2 separate regions of the Homo sapiens genome follow, and region 1 is linked to region 2. Evidence: chromatin contacts called from ENCODE POLR2A ChIA-PET data. All regions are on one chromosome and are shown on one strand. Each heading gives the region's core, a stretch centred on a gene start or an enhancer-like site at or near the end of the contact. The rest is flanking DNA. Distances are from core to core; before and after follow the strand shown. Region 1 holds the start of NAA25 (N-alpha-acetyltransferase 25, NatB auxiliary subunit). Region 2 holds the start of PFDN5 (prefoldin subunit 5).

Region 1 (4,800 bases), core at 1,991-4,490, about 59 Mb before region 2:
GATTCTTGTGCCTCAGCCCCCTGAGTAGCTGGGATTACAGGTGCGCACCACCCTGCTCAGCTAATTTTTTTTTTTTTTTTTTTTTTTTTGGAGATGGAGTCTCACTCTGTTGCAGGCTGGAGTGCAGTGGCACAATCTCGGCTCACTGCAAGCTCCGTCTCCTGGGTTCACGCCATTCTCCTGCCTCAGCCTCCCGAGTAGCTGGGACTACAAGTGCCCGCCACCACGTCTGGCTAATTTTTTTGTATTTTTAGTAAAGACAGGGTTTCACCGTGTTAGCCAGGATGGTCTCGATCTCCTGACCTCGTGATCCACCCACCTTAGCCTCCCAAAGTGCTGGGATTACAGGCGTGAGCCACTGTGCCCAGCCGCTCAGCTAATTTTTTATTTTTAGTAGAGATGGGGTTTTGCCATGTTGCCCAGGCTGGTCTCGAACTCATGTCCTCAAGTGATCCGCTCGCCTAGACCTCCTAAGTGCTAGGATTACAGGCGTGAGTCACCATTCCCGACCTCTGGAGTATTTAAATGCCTTCCTTTTTTTTTTTTTTTTTTGAGATGGAGTCTTGCTCTGTTGCCCAGGCTAGAGTGCAACAACATGATCTTGGCTCACTGCAACCTCCACCTCCCGGGTTCAAGCCTCAGCCTCGGGAGTAGCTGGGATTACAGGCACGTGCCACCACGCCTGACTAATTTTTTGTATTTTTAGTAGAGATGGGGTTTCGCCACGTTGCCCAGGCTGGTCTCAAACTCCTGACCTCAGGTGATCCACCCGCCTCGGCCTCACAAAGTGCTGAGATTACAGGCACGACCCACTGCACCCGGCCTATTTATTTATTTATGCAAGAGTCTTGCTCTGTTGCCCATGCTGGAGTGCAATGGCACGATCTTGGCTCACTGCAACCTTTGCCTACCGGGTTCAAGCGATTCTCCTGCCTCAGCCTCCTGAGTAGCCGGGGTTACAGGCTCACACTACCACACCCAGCTAATATTTGTATTTTTAGCAGAGAAGGGGTTTTATCATGTTGGCCAGGCTTGTCTTGAACCCCTGACCTCATGTGATCCACCCACTTTGGCCTGCCAAAGTGGTGGGATTACAGGGGTGAGCCACCAAGCCAGCCTTACCACACTATTTAAAATTACCTCCCTCTCTCACTGCCCCCCTTTCCTGCTTTATTTTTCTCAGTAGCATTTATCACCATGTAATAGGCTATCTACTTATTTATTGTCTGTCTCCCTCACTACAAATAAAAACTCCATTAAGTCTCTGTCTATTTTATTTATTGATGTATCCTCTGTGCCTAAAACAAGAGTGTGTCAAATAATAGGCACTCAATAACTCAGTGTTGTACGAATAAATCTATCTGTAAAAAGAGAGGTAATAATAAGATCTACCTCCCAGGGAAATACGATGACAGTTATGAAAATTAAATGAGAGAATAAATGTAAAGACCTTGCATTTAAATACTCTAGGCAGATACCGAGTAAGTATTCATCTAGGATGCTTCTTTGTTGGCTGAGTCCTGGGAGAAGGGTGTGTGGCAGGCCAGGTCTCACTAACACAGGCCTCCATAACAACTGTTTCAGTACTAACTGAGTGGTTAAGTTACATATTAAAAGCTAAAAAAAAAAAGCCAGTGCCCTTATACAAAGGATGGAATGTAACAAAAGCCCACCAAGAGTTTTGCCTAGGCCTTTCCTTGGCCTTAAAGCATGACAAAATAACGAAAGAATTCCTAACAGGACCCATTTAGGATTAAACAAATTTTATTGGGGGTCTGAAGTAACTCCCCAAACCTCCGTGATTTAGTAGGAGGCAAGATAAGGATAATCACCCCAGCACCTATTGCCATTTAGATTAAGTAAATTTACTGAGGCTTCAAAGGAAAGTCTTCAGGACTCAAACCTTAGTTATAGACTAAAGTGAGTTAATCAATTATTATTATTATTATTTTTTTTTTTTTGAGACGGAGCCTCCCTCGCCCAGGCTGGAGTGCAGTGCCGGGATCTCGGCTCACTGCAAGCTCCGCCTTCCGGGTTCACGCCATTCTCCTGCCTCAGCCTCCCTAGTAGCTGGGACTACAGGCGCCTGTCACTGCGCCCAGCTAATTTTTTGTATTTTTAGTAGAGATGGGGTTTCACCGTGGTCTCGATCTCCTGACCTCGTGATCCGCCCGCCTTGGCCTCCCAAAGTGCTGGGATTACAGGCATGAGCCACCGCGCCCGGCGAGTTAATCACTTATGTCTTTAGATGAATGCACATTTACACGTAGACATATAGCTTAGAAGGTATATAAGCTCTGGAAAGCTTTGTAATTTTAAGTTGGTCTGGTGATAATTTCCAGGCCTTCTCCCTGTAACTGGTTGCAGAAATAAAAACTCGCTTCCTCTCCAGTTCATCTGCATCTCCTTACTGAACCAGGAGAAACAGCAGCCTGACGCTCAGTTTGGTCCAGGAACAGGTGGTGGAGGGCTCTCGAACTTTTTTCTTTTTTTTTTTTTTTTTTTGAGATGGAGTCTCGCTCTGTCGCCCAGGCTGGGGTGCAGTGGCGCGATCTCGGCTTACTGCAAGCTCCGCCTCCTGGGTTCACGCCATTCTCCTGCCTCAGCCTCATGAGTAGCTGGGACTACAGGCGCCCGCCACTACGCCCCGCTAACTTTTTTTGTATTTTTAGTAGAGATGGGGTTTCACCGTGTTAGCCAGGATGGTCTCGATCTCCTGACCTTGTGATCCGCCCGCCTCGGCCTCCCAAAGTGCTGGGATTACAGGCTGAGCCACAGCGCCCGGCTCTCTCGAACTTTTTTGGCAGATTTTTGCTGTTGATCAGCCCCGCTTCCCCAACTTTCCCCTGGGTCTCTCTCCCCCGGGAGTTTCTGGTTCCTCTGCGATTAATCACAGCCAAGTCTAGCTGGTTCTTCAGGACGGAGAATAAATAGGATAAACAGGAGCAGCCGAACCCTAACTTTGAGAGCTTTCTCCCCTCCTCTCCTAACTTCCCAGTCAGTGACTCGGAAGACTTTAACAGCAACAGCTGCCTCCTCTTGCCAGCTTGATCCCACCTGCTAAGTGAAGGAACAGCGTTTAAAGAGGTGGCAATCGGCAAGGGTGGATGCTTCCCTTTCCGCGCAGGCGCGTTCAGTCGCAGCACCGCGACTATCGTGATAGACAAGCGAGATCGACGCTGGCCCTTTAATAGCCCTTTCCCGGGGTCCTGCCCCGCGCGTGCGCACTGTGGTTCTGCGCTTGTCATCATGGCGACGCGGGGCCATGTGCAGGACCCTAACGACAGGCGCCTCCGGCCCATTTACGGTGAGTGTCTTGGACCAGCCCGCTCGCCAGCCCGACGCGCCGAGGGCTGCCGAGGCTGGGGCGAAAGCCCAGGAGGGGTGCTGAGGGCCGGCGCGCGGGCCGGGCAGGCGCAGGGGGGCGGGCCGCGCGGGCCACTAGGCCGCAGCCGCGGGCCTCGCGTAGGCGCCGGCCCAACCTTCCTCAGCCTTGGGGTGGTAGTGGCGCGGTCTGGGCAGCAGCTGGTCGGCAGAGCTGGCCTGCTTGGCAGGCCCCGTGGGACGCGTGGTTCTGCAGACACCTGCGCTACCCGCAGGCTGCATCGTTACCGCCGCTCCTAGGGAGACCGGAGATCTCCCCGAAGGTGGAAGCCGGCTCCGGCACGAGGGTGGGACGCCCTGCCTGAGGGAAGATTCCCTACCAGAGATTTTTTTTTATTTACGGGAATTGGGCCTAGAGGGTTGTCTGACTAGGTGGGCTTCGGTGCATAGGAGAAACTGAGGTCCGGAGTGGGGAAGGGGCTGACGCAAGGTCACCCAGATCGAGTCAGGAGCAGGCCCGAGATTCCAGGCTCCCAATCCAGAGCTGTTGGGTGGAGAAGCAGCTACTCTGGTCACACGTGGGAGGCGGGGGGAGGGGGTCTTGGGCCTAAAATAGCGGTGAAGAGATTGTGATAGCTCGTGTCAGAGGGGCATGCAGAGCTACTGGAGGGCTTCTCCTTTCTGCAGCTTCTCTGTGGTTTTCTCTGCAGCTTTCCTTCCCTGTGCTAAGCAGATCCCTCTCCACAACTCTTACCTCAACCCGCAGACTTGAAGACCTTGATGTCATCTCATCCATTTACCCTGGTAGTGAAAAATCACAGATTTTGAGTTTGGGAGAAACCCTTTTCCAATAACCGAAATGTGTAATTGGATTGGTCCTTTTTGCATTTCCTTTCCTCTTAGATGGTTTTATGGTCTTGGTCTATCTCACTTAATGGTGAGGAAGCTTCAAGGTCAGTGGTTTTTACAAAAGTAGACATCGTATTTATAGACCTCATGTGGATGTTACTAAATTGGAGGCTTCTCTCCAAGGTGGGAATCGTTTTGGGAGCGGGGGGCGGTGGTTAACTTTGTTTCTGGCCACAGTTAGTCCGGCTTTTATTTCATAATTTGTGTGATTTTTTTTTTTACTCTCACATCTCATTTGATTTTAGCAACAATCCTATAGCTAAGGTTTATAGATGACTCATTATGACAGTCACTGGCCTTGGCCTTTTATATGGGTTATCTAATATAATCTTCACCCATTCTCAAGAGGTGGCTACTGTTTTTTCCTGCCCCTGAACCCTTTAACAACAACAACAACAAAAAAAAAAACAGATGAGGAAACTGAGGCTTTATTGTTGTTGTGTAATTTGTCTAAGGCCACTCAGTTAGTATTTCTTGGAGCTAGAATTTGAACCCCTGTGGACTGTTTCAGGCTCACCTTTTTTTTCTTTTGAGATGAGTCTCACTCTGTCGTCCAGGTTGGAGTAC
Region 2 (4,811 bases), core at 2,113-4,612:
TTGGCCTCCCAAAGTGCTGGGATTACAGGCGTCAGCCACTGCGCCTGGCATTGTTAATAAAACTTTAACTCAGTGATCCACTGTGGGGTCACTAACACAAATTTAGGGTCTACAATGCATCGGTCAATATGCTAACACAGCTGGGTGTGGTGAGAATGAGACTCTTCTCGGAAAAAAAAAAAACCTGCTAACCAAAGATATAAAAACGAACACAATATGGTATTAAATGAGTCTGACATAATCAGAAAACTATGATGGGGAAAGATTTTTACCTTTGGAACACTGGTTCTGAATCCTGATTATAACAGAGGGGAGCTTTTTTAAAAAAAAACAGACCTTGGTACAACTTCCCCTCCTTTGACTTCCAAGTTGATTTAGTCAATCTGGAATGGGCCCAAGCTTTCTTTTTAAACTTCCTGAGTGATTCTCATGTGCAGTCGGGGTTATAATTGCTGGTATTTAGTTCGTTTGGATCATGATTCCTTCCTGTGTGTTCATCTCATTCCCCCATTCCATCGTCATTAAATAGGAGCTCCACCAAAGCACAAACATGATTTCCTTCCTCTAAATTTCTCAAACGCTCAACCCAGGAATCTACAGATAGTGATTATGCAATACACAGATTCTAAAGATGCCAAAGAGAAACTAAGACATAGTTTTACTCCAGCAAAGGGGACACCCCCGTGGTTCACACTGCAATCCATGTTCCTTATTATGGAGATAGGGTCAAGAGGTGCCCCAGGAAAAACTTACCCTGTTTCATGGCGTGCTTCTCCTGAAGAGCTGGTTGGATTTTCTCCATCTGCTTGGTTAGAAAATCTATCTTCCTCTTGAAGAAGTCCTTGGCATCCTCAGCTGTCTACAAGATCAGAGGTGAATAAGGGGCTAAAAGGAGACTCCCTCTGGCCATGCTGCGCTCTAGAGCTTCCCCTGAATTTCCCTTCCCTGTTTAGAGGGGCATCCACATGCTCTCACTCACCTTCTCTACATAGTACCCAGTTCCCACATCGATGAGCACGTGTTCCACATCATGCAGCTTCCCAGGGACATACATCTGAGAAGCAAGAATTAAGGGAAAAACTAGCCAGCCCAGCATGAGCCATGATTCCGCCAGCCAGCCTGCTTGGCCTCCAAAGACCCTCTTTTTCCAAAAAGCTACAAGGCATAAGGACTGAATAATCTGGAGGCCTTAGAACAATACCTATAACTCCAAATGGAAAGAAGACAGAGAAGTTGGTTCTTTAAGGAGAAAATGATGTATGCTGGAACACCCTCTTGTCCTGCCTCATCCCATCTCTCACTCTCTAAGCAGTTCTTGCAATTCTTCCCATTAGCCCCTCCAGAAAGACTAGACATGTTTTCCTACTGTTGTAGAGTACTACAAGTAAAAAGCCAGCCTCATTTCCCTTAATGCCCTCAATCATGAAGTAGCTAATTCCTGACAAAGTCAATGTTTTGTTTGTTTTTTGCTTTCTGAGACAGAGTCTCGCTCTATCGCCCAGGTTGGAGTGCAATTGCCCGCTATCGGCTCACTGCAACCTCTGCCTCTCGGGTTAAAGCAATTCTCCTGTCTCAGTCGCCGGAGTAGCTGGGATTACAAGCATGTGCCACCACGCCTGGCTAATTTTTGTATATTTAGTAAAGACAGGGTTTCACCATGTTGGCCAGACCGATCTCTAACTCCTGACCTCAGGTGATCTGCCAGCCTTGGCCTCCCAAAGTGCTGGGATTACAGGCGTGAACCACTGTGCCTGGCTAATTTTTTTTTTTAAACCATTCCCTACTACACACTACTATTCCTGTGTTCCTTTTAGCCTGTCAGTTCTGAGACTACAGATTAAAGATGCCCTACTGCCATAACTTGCTCATTCAAATAAAACACTGAACAAGTGAACACAATCCAGGTTTCTTAGTGACAGTTTAGAAATGAGCCACAATTAAGCTGAAGTTGAAGATTAACAGAGCCAAGCTCCCTGTTTCTATATCCTCCTATTTTTGTCTATTGCCTGTATCTTCTAAGATATTAGCAAAGTGTAAACCACCAGCTTTATCTCCATATTAATGTTCTCAAACAGCAAAGGGAAATATTACATCTCAACTATACATACTCCTTGGTGTTCACAAGACATTAGCTGGATGTTGGTGTGAAGTCAGATAAAAGAGCTACAAAGTGTGTAATAAGAGTATTCTTGGCCGGGGGCAGTGGCTCACGCCTGTAATGTAATCCTAGCACTTTGGGAGGCCGAGGCAGGCGGATCACGAGGTCAGGAGTTCGAGACTAGCCTGGCCAATATGGTGAAACCCCCAACTCTACTATTAATACAAAAATTAGCCGGTCGTGGTGGCGCGTACCTAAAGTCCCAGCTACTCGGGAGACTGAGGCAGAAGAATCTCTTGAACTCGGGAGGCGGAGGTTGCAGTAAGCCAAGATCTCACCATTGCGCTCCAGCCTGGGCGACAGAGCGAAATTCCGTCTCAAAAAAGAAAGAAAAAAAAAAAGGGTATCCTCAAAATCATTGTGAGGAGAGGGTAATCTGAAGTAATCAAAACAATCCCCCTCCCCGCTTTTTGGGGGAGTGAAGGAGAAAGGGAGAAGGCAGCAGGTAGCCGTTCCTGTGGAAAGGATACAGAACTCGTCAGTGGGACGAGTAATTCTTTCCCTGTGAAAGCAATGAAGACAAACACCTGGGGAAGGTTAGCGGCTCCAACGTAAGACGTTAAAGAGAGTTCCAACAGGGCACAGCACCCACAGACAGTGTGAAAAGAACGGAAACAGGGGCAATAGGAGCAGAGGAATGTCCTGTACTTTTCAATTCTAGGCAGGCAACATGCAAAGGGTTCATGAAGCGGTATACGATATGTAATGGATTTTCTCGTTTCAGGTAAGAAAAACTGGGTTAGGAGGTGGGACGAGAGAAGCAGGTTCGCCACTTTAGGTTACCCTCACCCGCCTACCCCATACCCTCGTTGCTCTTGTTCAGCACGTTCAGACAGTCCTTGGCTTCCACATACTTGGTCTGTACCACTTTGAGCTGAGCAATGGACGTGGACAAGAACTCCACTTCCTACAGAGGACCGGGATAGCGGGTCAATGAGAGGACTAAGGGGAGAAAGGAGCGCGGCCGGGGAGGGGGCAGGTCCTGGGATCGGATAGAGGTTTCGCCTGGGAAAGGTAGGCTGCCAACTTGGAACCGGGCGCGAGAAGTACGCGTGGGCAAGGGGGATGTAGAGCAGGAAAGAGGTGCCTCTGGGGCCCGTCCCCACCTGGTCCAGCTGGTTCTTGAGCATTTCTAGCTGCGGCAGATTCAGCTCCGTGATGTTAATAGACTGCGCCATGTTGGGAAGGCCGACTTAACGAAGAGGAAGTCTCTCGGCGAGCAACGCTCTAGCCGTCCTCTGCGCGTCTCGGTGGCGCCGGGAGGCCTCGCTGCGCCAGACAGCTCTATGATCCTCCGTCCCGGAAGGGAAGGAGGGGCTTGAGCCTCTCAGAGACTGTTGTGTGAGTTCATTTCATAAAATGTCTTAAGCCTAGTATTGTAAAGTAGCAGCAAACAGGACTCCTGCCTACAAGGAACTGCAAAATCTTAAAGTTCTCACGACACAACCACGATATTACAAAGTAGTGTATGCTACTCCACGTGGGTGGTATAAGCTACTGGAAAGCAGGCTGGATTGCCATGGCGACGGCTCGGGGGCCTGGCCCTGCTCCTCTCCACCCCGCTTGCTATTGCTGCCTGCTGGTACCCCGCCAGGCCCGATTTCAAATGTTCCTCCCAGCACGGCATGGAAATGGCAGGGAAATTCTAAACTCTTTTTCCCAGATGGCCTCTGAGGCCGAAAGGCAGGAAAAAAAAAAAAATCCCTTGTCAGACCGTTCTGAATTGTCCTTGGAAAAAAACAGGCATTAGATTGAAAGCTTGTCGAAGGCAGGAACCAACCATGTTCTCATCACTGAACCAATTCTTCCCCTCTCGCTATAACCATCTTCCCCCAGCCGGAAGTAGGCTGACACGTAGTAGGATCTGAAAAAGGGTTTATCACCCGTTGCCAGTGAGGTGGTGGGAGAACAGCAAGGAAGCGCCATTGTCAACCAAGTACAGCACAAATTAATCAATAAAATATTTTGGCCGGGCATGGTGGCTCACGCCTGCAATCCCAGCACTTTGGGAGGCCGAGAAGGACAGATTGCTTGAGCCCAGGAGTTTGAGACCAGCTTGGGCAACACGGCGACACCCCGTCTCCACAAAAAATACAAAAATTAGCCGGGCTGGTGGCACACGCCTGTAGTCCCAGCTACATGGGAGGCTGAGGTGGGAGGATCGCTTGAGCTGGAGAGTTGAGGCTGCAGTAGGCTGTGATTGTGCACACTAGCAACAGAGCTAGACTCTGTCTCAAAAAAAAAAAGGTTTTACCATGTGCTGTATGTGAGGGATACGTGAGAGTGTAAGATACTTGCTTCCCTTGAGCTTAACAATTGGAGAGAAAAACCACACTAGAACTCCACAGATCCACAGACTCTACTGCTAAAGTTACACATTGGTAAGTGTAACAGGTGTACATGGGCAGACAGCAGTAGCCTTTAACATCTACTTAGGAGGCAGGCAGGGCAACTGAGGCATTAAAACTAGTGCCATGGCTGGGCGCGGTGGCTCACGCCTGTAATCCCAGCACTTTGGGAGGCTGAGGAGGGTGGATCACAAGGTCAGGAGTTCGAGACCAGCCTGGCCAATATGGTGAAACCCTGTCTCTACTAAAAATGCAAAAATTAGTGGGACGTGGCGGCATGTGCCTGTAGTTCCAGCTACTCAGGA

What was found. ChIA-PET counts read pairs that join two places held with the same protein, here RNA polymerase II (POLR2A).
Region 1: POLR2A ChIA-PET joins it to region 2 with 10 read pairs in activated B cell. The contact joins the promoter of NAA25 here to the promoter of PFDN5 in region 2. POLR2A ChIA-PET finds 5 or more read pairs at or near these places in 2 of 52 experiments (WTC11 and activated B cell).

What each region holds. Positions count from the first base shown.
Region 1 is chr12:112,107,223-112,112,022 of GRCh38, reverse strand. It overlaps NAA25 (N-alpha-acetyltransferase 25, NatB auxiliary subunit), which reads left to right and starts at 3,240. Exons shown (of 24, transcript NM_024953.4): 1 at 3,240-3,307. The coding sequence starts at 3,250. RefSeq lists silencers at 3,291-3,370, 3,391-3,470.
Region 2 is chr12:53,294,093-53,298,903 of GRCh38, reverse strand. It overlaps PFDN5 (prefoldin subunit 5), which reads right to left and starts at 3,362. Exons shown (of 6, transcript NM_002624.4): 1 at 3,265-3,362; 2 at 2,963-3,065; 3 at 2,629-2,660; 4 at 980-1,054; 5 at 754-859. The coding sequence starts at 3,336. RefSeq lists enhancers at 1-237, 2,455-3,654, 3,140-3,679.